Linked DNA regions of Mus musculus: region 2 is linked to region 1. A link is a loop called in an ENCODE intact Hi-C map of the cell type or tissue named here. Cell type or tissue: heart. All regions are shown on one strand. Links, peaks and the distances in the headings refer to the core of each region. The heading gives the core; the rest is flanking DNA. Region 1 holds the start of Cyth3 (cytohesin 3). Region 2 overlaps Cyth3 (cytohesin 3).

Evidence for each region. A loop is a pair of places that touch in the nucleus more often than their neighbours do. Peaks named below come from ENCODE experiments on the same cell type or tissue, not always from the same donor. Only the 100,000 strongest peaks of a DNase experiment are listed, where the experiment ranks them.
Region 2: it touches region 1 in a loop (2.2-fold over the local background); 8 of 42 quality-filtered maps call a loop at or near these places.

The regions. Positions count from the first base shown.
Region 1 is chr5:143,620,897-143,626,268 of GRCm38, reverse strand. Cyth3 (cytohesin 3) reads right to left here and starts at 3,822. Exons shown (of 13, transcript NM_011182.4): 1 at 3,596-3,822. The coding sequence starts at 3,629. In heart, for the core only: a CTCF peak has its summit at 2,216; DNase peaks (open chromatin) are centred at 538, 2,128, 2,748 and 3,838; H3K4me3 peaks cover 2,592 bases; H3K27ac peaks cover 1,975 bases.
Region 2 is chr5:143,675,997-143,681,368 of GRCm38, reverse strand. All of the region lies in intron 1 of Cyth3 (cytohesin 3), which reads right to left. Among named protein-coding and RNA genes, the nearest start is that of Usp42, 54 kb to the left of the region's middle. In heart, for the core only: a CTCF peak has its summit at 2,580; DNase peaks (open chromatin) are centred at 2,564 and 4,868.

The DNA of each region.
Region 1 (5,372 bases), core at 74-5,073:
GGAGCAAGAATAAAGGAGGAGCAGCTGCAGAGACGCGGCCTGGGGCAAGAACCTTACCCGAGAACCTAGGTTCTCCTTCCTTCAGCTTCCAAACTCCCCAGTAGCTCCCACTGGCCAAACCCAGCCGGCAAGACCACTCACAGAATGTCTGGGAAATACACCTGCAGGTCACGGTCCCTCCCCAAGGCAAGAGCAAGAAACAGATCTGAGCCAACAGGACCCAGGCAGGGTACATTAACCCTTCCTGAGAGCTGTGACTAATTTGCAGTGCCGCCGGCAAAGGCTAAAGGCCTTACCAACAGTGTTTTCGAACTTCAGGCTTAGCACTTGACTGATAGGTCAAAGTGGTGCTCTCAACCCAGCTTTGCTTTCCTGGTTATTGAGTTCCCTGAACTTCAGAGCGCCTGAGCACAAACTGCGCCTGCACCCACACAGACGGGAGCTGCAGCGGGTACAAGTCAGACCCATCACCTCATCGGTCCCAGCGGCACATTCAGAAACATGCATCTGGCAACGGTACAAGGCCAAACTAGCCAGTAGAGGCCTAGTTCAAGAACTGTGCTAGATACTCTGGAAGGGAAAACACCTTAACTACACTCTGCACACACTACAAGGAACAATGTGTTCCTGTAATCTTGTACCCCCACTCGTTCCTCCTGGTAACCGCCCTCCAGCCATTCCTGCGCCATCCTTTCCTTATCGCACACGGCAAAGAACAAATAATTCAAGCCTGGACAAAAAGTTCAGTTATAAAAACTACAATTTCTGAAGTCCTTTTTGCCTGATCAACACAGTAACAATAAAGAAAATCTTTCCAATCACTTTTGGTCTATTTGAATAAATTTAGCTTTTTTTTTTTTTTAATCTTCTAAGAAAGCTGAAACAGGGGTCCCAGATGTAGATTAAAGGCTCTCCTATACTCTAATGATATGCCAAATAATGCTATGCTTTGTAACTGCCTGCAACTGCAACAGTTTTATCAAAGGGCCAACAAAAACAAAACAGAACAAAACAAAATCTTTTCTCTAAGCAAAGCAGCTGTTTTGAAAATGGAAATGGGATAACTACAAGAACTCTATGTGAACTTCAAATCTCCACAGATAAAGGGTCACACAGAGGCCACCAAGTTCACACAGTAAGTATACAGTAACTCACATGTTTAAGTTGTGAGAGATTTTCACTGGGTTCGAAGCTCTAAGACTGCCAAAAGCATCCCTAAGTATCTTTCCATAATGTGAGGAGGAAAGATTTTTTTTGATAAGCTAAATCAATAAAAATTAAAAAGCTGTTTCCTATCATATAGCACACTGTCTGGCATTTCAGTAGAAAAAAAAAAATCAATAAATCTCTTCATTGTCAAATGTTCCAGGAAGGTGAATTAAATCACCCTGTATGTTTAGAATATCCACATCTTTCATAAGCTGAGGGTTTTTTTTTTCAAATTTGAAAGCATGTGTTATTATTCAAGAAAAATCCATAATGATAGCAGTCTTTACACTGTTTAGACCAGAATGTACAAAATAACTGCTTATTCTTGGTTACTTTTTAAGATTGTGTGTGTGCACAAGCTTGTTGCTGCTTGCCTAAGGAGGTCAGAAGACAACTGTGGGCGTCAGTTCCCATGTGGCTCCCCAAGAGTCAACTCCAGCTGTCCGCATTACTTGTAATGTCTCCCTGAAGTAATCTTACCTGACAGCCGTTACTGTTTCTCATTTTTAAACTTTTTACCATGGAATACAGTATCATTGAATATAACATCTTTTTTAATTTTAACATCCTCTGGTATATTGATATACCCAGAGATATTGATAGTCCAGAGATAGCTTTAAGCCTTTTTGACACTTTAATATTGACCTTTACTATACTTCTAAATTCTATGAACTGCTGAAACACACTGGTTTCTAAGTTTTCCCCACTGTATCTGCTTTTACCTTCAGCTCAGCCACGTGTTGACTCAACAGACTGTGTAGCACCTGCAGAGCAATCGCCAGCTCAGCTAGCTTCCTAGATCCCAATGTCAAATTGCCACTGTCTTTTTTTCTAAACGACAATGTCAGACTGTGCTATAGGCGAAAGGCAAGGCATCCTCAGGGACCCAGTGCCTCCAGACCGGCAGCCGGTATGTAGGAGGGTTTGCAACTGGGTTCTTTCTTTTCATAAACAAAACACCCACTCGATGCCACTGTGCTACCCCTGGCTTTTACTATGAGAACTGAACTTGGCAAATGCCACGAGGAGTGCCAACTTCCTACAGCCCAGCCACTTCGTCTCTTTCACAGGGAAGAAAAAAAAAAATCTGAGAAGCTCTGGAATTCTAGAAGGCACCTTGATTAACCACTTCACGAGGAAGTCTTCAATACTGCTGATTCTTACAGGCAGCTGCTCCAGCAGCCTGTAATTAAGACTTCTTTTTCCCCCTAAACACTCCCTTATTACATGGGATTCTGATCATTCTGTCAGCAAAAAAGGAAGATCGTTCCTCAAAGTCCAGACAGCTTCAACTTGGGGTGTTTGGGTAAAAAATGACGGGTACATTATTAACCCTTTGCTTACTTCAAGTAAAGTCCCACTCCACAAACGGTGACTCTTGATGTTTTGGGAAACCAAATTCATGAAATGACACAACAGGAATCTGTACTCCGTTGAGTAATTTGCAACCGGCTCATTTGCAGCAGGGTGGAACTCAAAGTCAGGCACATACATACAGCCTGAGCAACACGGAGAACTGATAGCCCACCTCTGGAAGGGTGTCTGTCACAGGCACCTGTCCAGGAGTCTAACAGTCTCGCTGCTGTGGCTCCCGCATCCCACCCTCGGCTTTAAAGGAATCCCACCTGACCCCTTTAATTTCTTAATTATATTTTCCATTTGGTGGTGTTGGGGATCAAACTCAGCGTCCTGGGCATGCTAGACAATGATTCTATCATTTGTGCTATTTGGCCCCCTTTTTATTTTTACACCCGACCCCTTCTCTGTAGCATTTTTTCTTTTCTATTTGATAAAAAAATGCATACTCAGACCTGGACTGGAGCTGCCTGCCCCTCATGTCCTTTAAGCCATTCCCAATGAGTACTTCTGATCTAAAAATCAGAGACGTGGTCATGACTTCCAACCTTCCTCCTCTCCCCCGACCGATCCACCCCACCCTCCGGGCCCTCCGAGTCCTCCAAATTGAAAACTTTCCCCTCCCCATCCAGGAGCTCCCAAGCTCCAGACACCTGAGGAGAGCTGAAAAGGAGAGGGGCCCGTCCGAAACAGCTGGGCTAGGGAGGGCGTGGACGCCCTTGGCAATGAGACGCTGGGAAGGTCGCCCCGCAGAGTGGCCCCATCTCAGAAAGGCGACCTGGAGCTGTGCTGCGGAGACCCCGGCCTCGAACCCGCGACCCGCGACCGCGCTGGGCGACGACCCCGCGGTCTCCGACATGTCCTCTCACCAGGGCAGCGAAGCCCGAGTCCCCGCCTTACCCCGCGCACCTCCCCACGGTCGCCGCCACCCCACCCGACACCCGGCCCCACGTCTCAAGCCTGGGCTCTCAACAGCGCGACCCTCGGCCTCAGGGCCGCCCAGAGAGCCGGCCACACCTCCATCACTCACCGCTGCCGCCCTCACCGCCACCGCCTTCGTCCATTTTGAGGCCACTCCCCGCCAGCCGGCGAGCCCGGAGCCGGCGGGAGCGACTGGGCTGAACGCCGGGACTAAGAGAAGTGGTCGCGGGGAGAACCGGAGAGCTCCTCAGCGAGCGCGGCCCGGGTCGCGGCCGGGCCTCCACGGAGGGCCGGGCGGAGCCTCACTGCTCCGGCGCCATCACGTGACACAAAACCACGCCTCCCCTGTCGGTGTGGGCGGAGCCTAGACGCCGAGCGGTCCCGCCCACCAGACTCCGCCCGGCCTTGCAGTAGCTGCAGTAGCTGCTTAGCTAGGAGACTTGGATCCTGCAGCGCAGCACTCTCCCTCGAACCTCCTGTCTGCCCCTCTAGAGCATCCTGGAGAGGAAGCCGGGTCTATCAGGAGCACGAGGACGCCCTGCTCTACAAAACCTGATGGCTAAGGGCTGCGACTCGCAAATGCATAGAGTAGGGAGTGAGAAACTATCTGAAAAGGAAGGCTGATGATTGGCTCAAGTGGCCCCCACTTAAAGGCAGAAGGAAAGAACTGACTATAAAGTTTTACTGTGACCGCAGCATGCGTGGGCGTCCACACATGACATACACACAGTAATAATTGTGTGGGGATGTAGTTCTGTTGTTAAGAGCACTCGCTGCTCTTGAAGAGAATCAGAGTTTGGTTCTCAGCACCCACAGAACCCTTGTAACTATGACTACAAAAAGGATCCAATACTTCCGGCCTCCAAGGGCACCTGCACTCATATGACGGTTATCTGGCACACTCTTACCTCCACCCACATCAGGCATGCTTGTAGTGCACACATATATGTGCGGGCAAAACACTGATACACACAAAATAAAATTTTAAAAAAACTTTTTGAGATAGGGTTTCTCTGCATAGCCATCAATGTCATGGAACTCTTTCTCTGTAGACCAGGCTGACCTTGAACTCAGAGATCTTCCTGCCTTTGACTCCTGAATGCTGGAGCTAAAAGGATGAGCCACCATGCCCAGCTAAATAAATCTTTTTTTAAGTGTTTATTTTAAAAATAATAAAAACTGGGTGCGGTGGCGAATACCTTTGACCACAGCAAGCCAATCTCAACAGAATCTTAGTGGGTTTAGTCTGCTTAGTGAGTTCCAAGTTAGCCAGGGCTACCTAGTGAGTCTCTGTCTGAAGTCATCATCATCATCATCTGAAAACGAGCCCATGAGAAGACTCTCCCCACCCCCACCTCCTCCCTTCTTTACCCTCAGAATGTTAGGGTAATTCCAGCCTTTTATCTTTTGGGTGTATAATAATAATGGAGTCTCATTTTTCCTGCGGATTGGATGCATTTTAGAATTAACAAAGTATTAGGTTGGTAAATGAATATAGTGATGCTGTTGAACCCTAACCCCAGTCCGGCACAGCTGGGGCTCGGCTCTCAGAAAGCATTAGTACAGGGGTTGGCCAGTCTGGCGTCAGATGCCCGTGCAGTTGAGCGTTAGTCTCCCTTGGCTTGCTGCCAGCTGCCCTGGATTTATGATGCAGTAGGAGCTCTGAATTCAATTTCCCGTGGGCACAGCCCAGGGCTGGGCAGACGGACTCAGTACTCCCCTGTTCCAAATCTATGGCTCGATTTTCTCATTCCGTATGTCTCGTTTCCAGTAACTTCTCCTTAACGTTGCATGTGTGCCCTCCCAAGCCTTTCTGCTCGAATTAAATTGCATTAAAGAAAAGCAAACATTATAAGGGAGGAGATGGCTCATCTGTAATAAAATTT
Region 2 (5,372 bases), core at 82-5,081, 55 kb before region 1:
GGAGGGAATATGTAATTTTAAAAATATAATTTTTGTCAGGTAGGATAATTGTTGCAGTTATATAGGAAATATCCTTATTTTCTAGAGATTTATAACCAATTATTTTGTGGTATAAGGCTATTAGATCTAAATTTTACTATCAAAGACTTCAGAAAAAAATTGAGTAAGCTAAAAATTACAGAATCATTTGATTGGTTATCAGTTCTACATTCCAAGTTTGAGATTTCTAGGCCAGGTATGTGGGGCATGCCTTTAATCCCAGCACTCAGGAGACTCCAGCAGGTGGATCTCTGTAAGCTCAATAGCAGCCTGGTTTTCATATTAAGCTCCAAGGCTACACTGTGAGACTGTCTCCTGGACTAAGGTGGAAGAGGAGAAAAAGAAAGAAAAGAAAAGAAATTAAAATTTCTCATAATAAAAAGCCCCCCCCCCAAAAAAACCCTCTTTTGACTCAAACAGCTAGTAGCATCTCTTCCCGTAACATCTTTTGAGGTATCTGGCAGGAAACGGGACACTCTTCCACACATTAGAGAGACTAACAGGGCTGGGTTGTGTAATACAGCACTAATGCAAAGGATAAAAGAACATGATCCACTATCCCTGGACCAATCCCTGCATTTCCTCTGTCACTACTACACCTTTCCACACTGTCATGCTGTCAGGTGCCAGGATGCATCATGAACGTGGCAAGCACTGTTTGGTACTACACCTGGCATCTCTCTGCAGGCCCCTTCACATGCTCAGCTGCCATGTGAAGAGTGGAATGGCATGTGATGCTGGGGAAGGCTCACTAACGCTGCAGACCCTCCCCAGCAGCGGGCCGGTCCTTGCCCAGCAAAGTCCATACAAAGCTTGGACTCGCTTCTGACATCCTGGGCTCTGCTTTGTCACTTTAAGTGTCTTGGCTTAGGAGAAGTAAAGTTGTCTTAATGAAAAATATTTCCTCCAAGTTCAAGTAAGAAAAAAGGCAAAGCTGTCCACCCAGCACAGTCTTTAACATTTGGGCGTTTCCATTTTGCAAGAAGTACTCAACAGAAGGCGTGCTTTCTTTTATGAGAATCCCGAGTGACAGCTTCACTGTGGAGGGCTGTGAAGCCATTTTCTGTGAGTTGAGCTTTCAGCACGGGTGAAGGGTGTACCTGATGGTCATCTGATACGTCACTGCTTCTCCTGAGTAGCATCAGCTTAAAGTCAGACTAAAGGCAGTGCAGTGAAGAGCAATAGACGGGTGGTTCCTGCAAGCACTGCTGGCTTACATAGATCTCTGCTAGAGCGCAGAATGTTGCTCCCATCCCTTAGAAGTCAGATCTGGAGGCCTGCTGCAACTTCATGATTTCCACTACACCCTATGGAATAGAGACTGTTGACACGGCCTTCTCAGGCGTCTCTGCACTCTTGCTGGTAGTGGCCACAGATAGCCCCAGCTGGCGGTTAGGCTGCTTTTGTTGTGCACATTTGCTGTGATGACTGGGCGTTTGTGCATCCCTCTACTTCCTGTAACTTATTTTACTGTCACCATCCCTGAGAGTGTCATACTACTCAGAAAATTGTCAAACATCCGTCCATTAGAGGAGAAGCACTCCTCTAACTGTGGTAAAGCTTCCTCGATATTACTAAATAAGTCTCTGGGGATTTAATCCTCTTGCCATTCCTTCCTCTTTTCTTCTCTCCTTTCCTCCTCTTCTTCCCCTTTGTTTGTGATGCTGGGTATTTGTGTGGTCCTGTGCATGTGACGCTGTCACCTACCACAGAACTCTATCCCAGCCCAGCTTTGATCCCTTTTGTGTCGGAATAGGGAGCCTTGCACATGCCAGGTAACTGAGCTACATTCCAAACCCTTTCTTTATTTTGAGACAGTCTTGCTAAATTAACCAGGTTGGTCTTGAACTCATACAGTCTTAATTTCTTTATAAAGTTTTTAGGTTGGTGGCTAGGCAAAAGTTGGCAATTCCTCAACTCATAACATTTTCACCATATCCTACCCAAAGGCCGCAGCAGTGAATACAGAGTGAGAAACACTTCCTCGTGATCGCAAGCAGTGGAGGAAGAGAAGCAGAGGGGAGGCACTCCCTGAGCATGCCCACCCTGTCCGTCCTGCGTGTTCTCACTGGGGATGGACAGGATCTATATACTTTTAAGATGCCTTAAAAGAAGAGGATCCTTTGATGACTCTTTCCAGAAACTGAAGTGTTTATAGTGCTATGGTTTGCAGAAGGAGATGCTGAAAGAACCGCCAGCTTTGTTATCAGGAGCAGAACAGGGCAGCTTGACAGCCACTACATAGAAGAGCCCAGCTCCAAACACCAGGAGCCTTTACAGTCTGCCAGTTCAAGATCTACTCAGCAAGTCTGAACTCTGCTGCTCACTGCAAGCATAGCTCACATAAACCATTTGCCATACAGCGTTCTCATGTCAACAGGTGTGGTATGAGAACAAATAATGCCTTCCTGATTTCCAGGGTGAACGGTTCCAAAGTGAACAGCTCTGACTGGTGTGTGACTCACACTTCATTCCGAGTGGGGAAAGGGTGGTAACATCTGGATTCTGGATGTGGGCTGTAGTGTTTGCTGTTTCTCGTCTTATTCTACATGGAGGCAGGCCTGAGTTCTGTGCTCACATAATGAGGAGCCATACAGAACATAACTTCCATGACAGCAGAGAGCCCTAGCAGCACAGCACAGGCTAGATGCAGGACAGCAGGTACAGTTTCAGTTTGGTCCAAATTCTAGAGAGCAAACAAATGCTTTCACAAGGTAAAACAGTAGGGAAGGAAGGCAGGAAGTCCCGTGTTTCTGCTGCTGGCACAGCTTCAGAGAAGAGTCACAACAAAGTCATGACCAGGACCAGGCCTTGCTTTCTCAGGTACCTGCCTCCTTCAAATGAAGATTTGCAAATCAAAGCACCATAGCCTGCTGCTAGAGTCTGCTGCCAGCCAGGGTGGGCAACTAAACCTGGCCTTGACTTTGTCCGAAATGAAGGAGAAAGTGGACAAAATTCCAAACCTTGCAAAATAACTTTCAGAAAAGGTGAAACCAGCTACTTTTCAGACAATAAAATTTTAAAATAATTCATTGGTAGCAGATCTGCAGGCAGCCAGCTGTGGACTACCAAATGAAAAATCTTTATCTCTACAAAACAGTGTCCAGTGCTCAGAGGAGCAGCGTGAGCAAAGGTTCTCAACCTTGATGCAAGGCTCTTAAAAGATTTGGTGCTGCTGTCGGGACCAAAAGCAAACGGTGCACTGCTTTAGTAGGCATGAACAAGAACACAAGACTTGGAAGAGAAAATCAAATCACATTGTTCTGACATTCTTAACCTAGCTAACACCTGCAAACAGCTCAGGGCTGAGTCAAGAGAACCCCAAGTTCAAGGCCAGTCAGAGCTTCAGAATGAGACCTTGTCTCAGAAACACTAAAACAAGACAGATAACAAAAACAGGAGAAACAATATTATTTTCCTATATGAGAAATGGTATATAATGTTGGTGATAGACTATAATAAGTTGAAAATAAATTATTACAGGGCTAGAGAAATGGCCCAGAGGTTAAGAGCATCGGCAGAAGACCTGTCATGGGTTCAAGTCTGAGAGCCCACTTGGAACTCCAGGGGACATGACACCCTCTTCTGGTCTCTGTAGGCACCAAGCATGCATGTGGTGGACAGACATACATACAGGCAAAATGCCCATACAGATAAGCACCACTGTCTTTATAAACAGAATATAGTGTAGTGGCTGGGAAGATGGCTTAGTGCCTAAGAACACTCGCTGAGCAAGTATGTGAACCTGAGCGTACATCTCTAGCAGTCACAGAAGCAGCTGTCGTGGCTGTGCGCAACTGCAACCCTGGCACTGTGGGGACAGAGGTAGGAGGATTACTAGTCACTACATGCTCTAGTGAATAAGCCCAGCAGGACACTGAACAGCCTCCTCTATCCTCCACACAGAAACACAGCCCCCACTCCCCCCCCCACACACACACTATAAACCCTGAAGCAGCTAACAAGGTCGGAGACACTGTATGGAGAGAGTGGAGTCGAGTGCTGCTCTGTTTACCACATTCAATAAAATCCAGGCATGCACCCATTATACACTGCCTGTTCACAGACATTGAAGGATAGAAGTATTTACATCTCAGAATCAAGGAAAAATAGGGCCTTCTGTATATAGCTTAGAAAACATACTGGTATTTAAAATGTATGCTGACACTAAAGAATCAACAGTTACCTCCAAGATGAGCAAGCACTTTGTAACAGTGAAGTTATGTGAATAACTCATGTGTGACAACTTACAGGTGCCAGAAGCTGTCACTTCTCAGCTCTGGATTGTTGCTGTACCTAAGGTTCCCTTGTAACTCACCCCACTCCCCCACATGAGCATTGTCTCCCTGTGTCTCTCTCACATACTGTCCATAAGGCTAACATTCTGTTCTACAACTCTCCGGAGAAAAGATAAGAAGATATGAACTGTAACCAGAAACATTATGTTTTAATGTTTCTTTTGGTCAAAAGTCAAACATGTTAACAAATGATCCAATAAACAGAAATCTGACCACTTGGTTACTCAACCATATGTTCTGGCCCTCAACAGCAGACTGGAAATGGTATCTGCCACTTTCAAGTTTACTATCACTGCAAGGAATCAACACTAGCGCACCAAGCCTAACTTCCCTCTTGCCATTTGACAGCTTTTAGATTTTCTTGATTAGGGACATGCCAGTCCTACAGGATATTAACAAGGCATGAGCCCAGACACTGGTCCCCACTGATCCACTAAAGAGCCCTGTAAAGAGAAGCACCTCTCCTGCATTCCAAACACTAGCGACTCAAACATTAAGCATGGGTCAGAAAGACAGTTCAGAGCAGGGAGATCTGACAGCCAGGACAGAAGGGCAGCTGGGCACAGAAGCAGCGCTGAGCCTGTGGGTCTCACCAAGAGCCTCCTGACCTCTGAGGTGATAAGGCCAGGCAACACACTCACATCCAAGTGGGTCACCTGGCCAGTCACATGATGAGCTGGCTGGATGCGGGACTGAGCCACAGGGCCAGGTAAAACTGGGAGCCTCAAGGTCACATGGGAATTGCTAGTGCATGGTTACTCTCTTGGGTCCCCTCAACCTTCACTGTTCCTCTTTATTGTCCCAGGACTCTTTGCCTGGTCTTCTTTGAATTAAGTAAAACAATTACAGAGAAGTAAAAAGTGAATACTTTGCCACCTGGACACGATTGTTAGAGGAAACCCTGAGAAAGGACCGTTCAGAGAACAGATCTGAGCCAGGTGGAGAGGGAAGCCAGAGAGTAAGCACAGGCCCCTTCGGTCCACTCTGAAGGAAAGCCATGATGCAGCAGACAGTATCTCACAGAATAAAGAACTA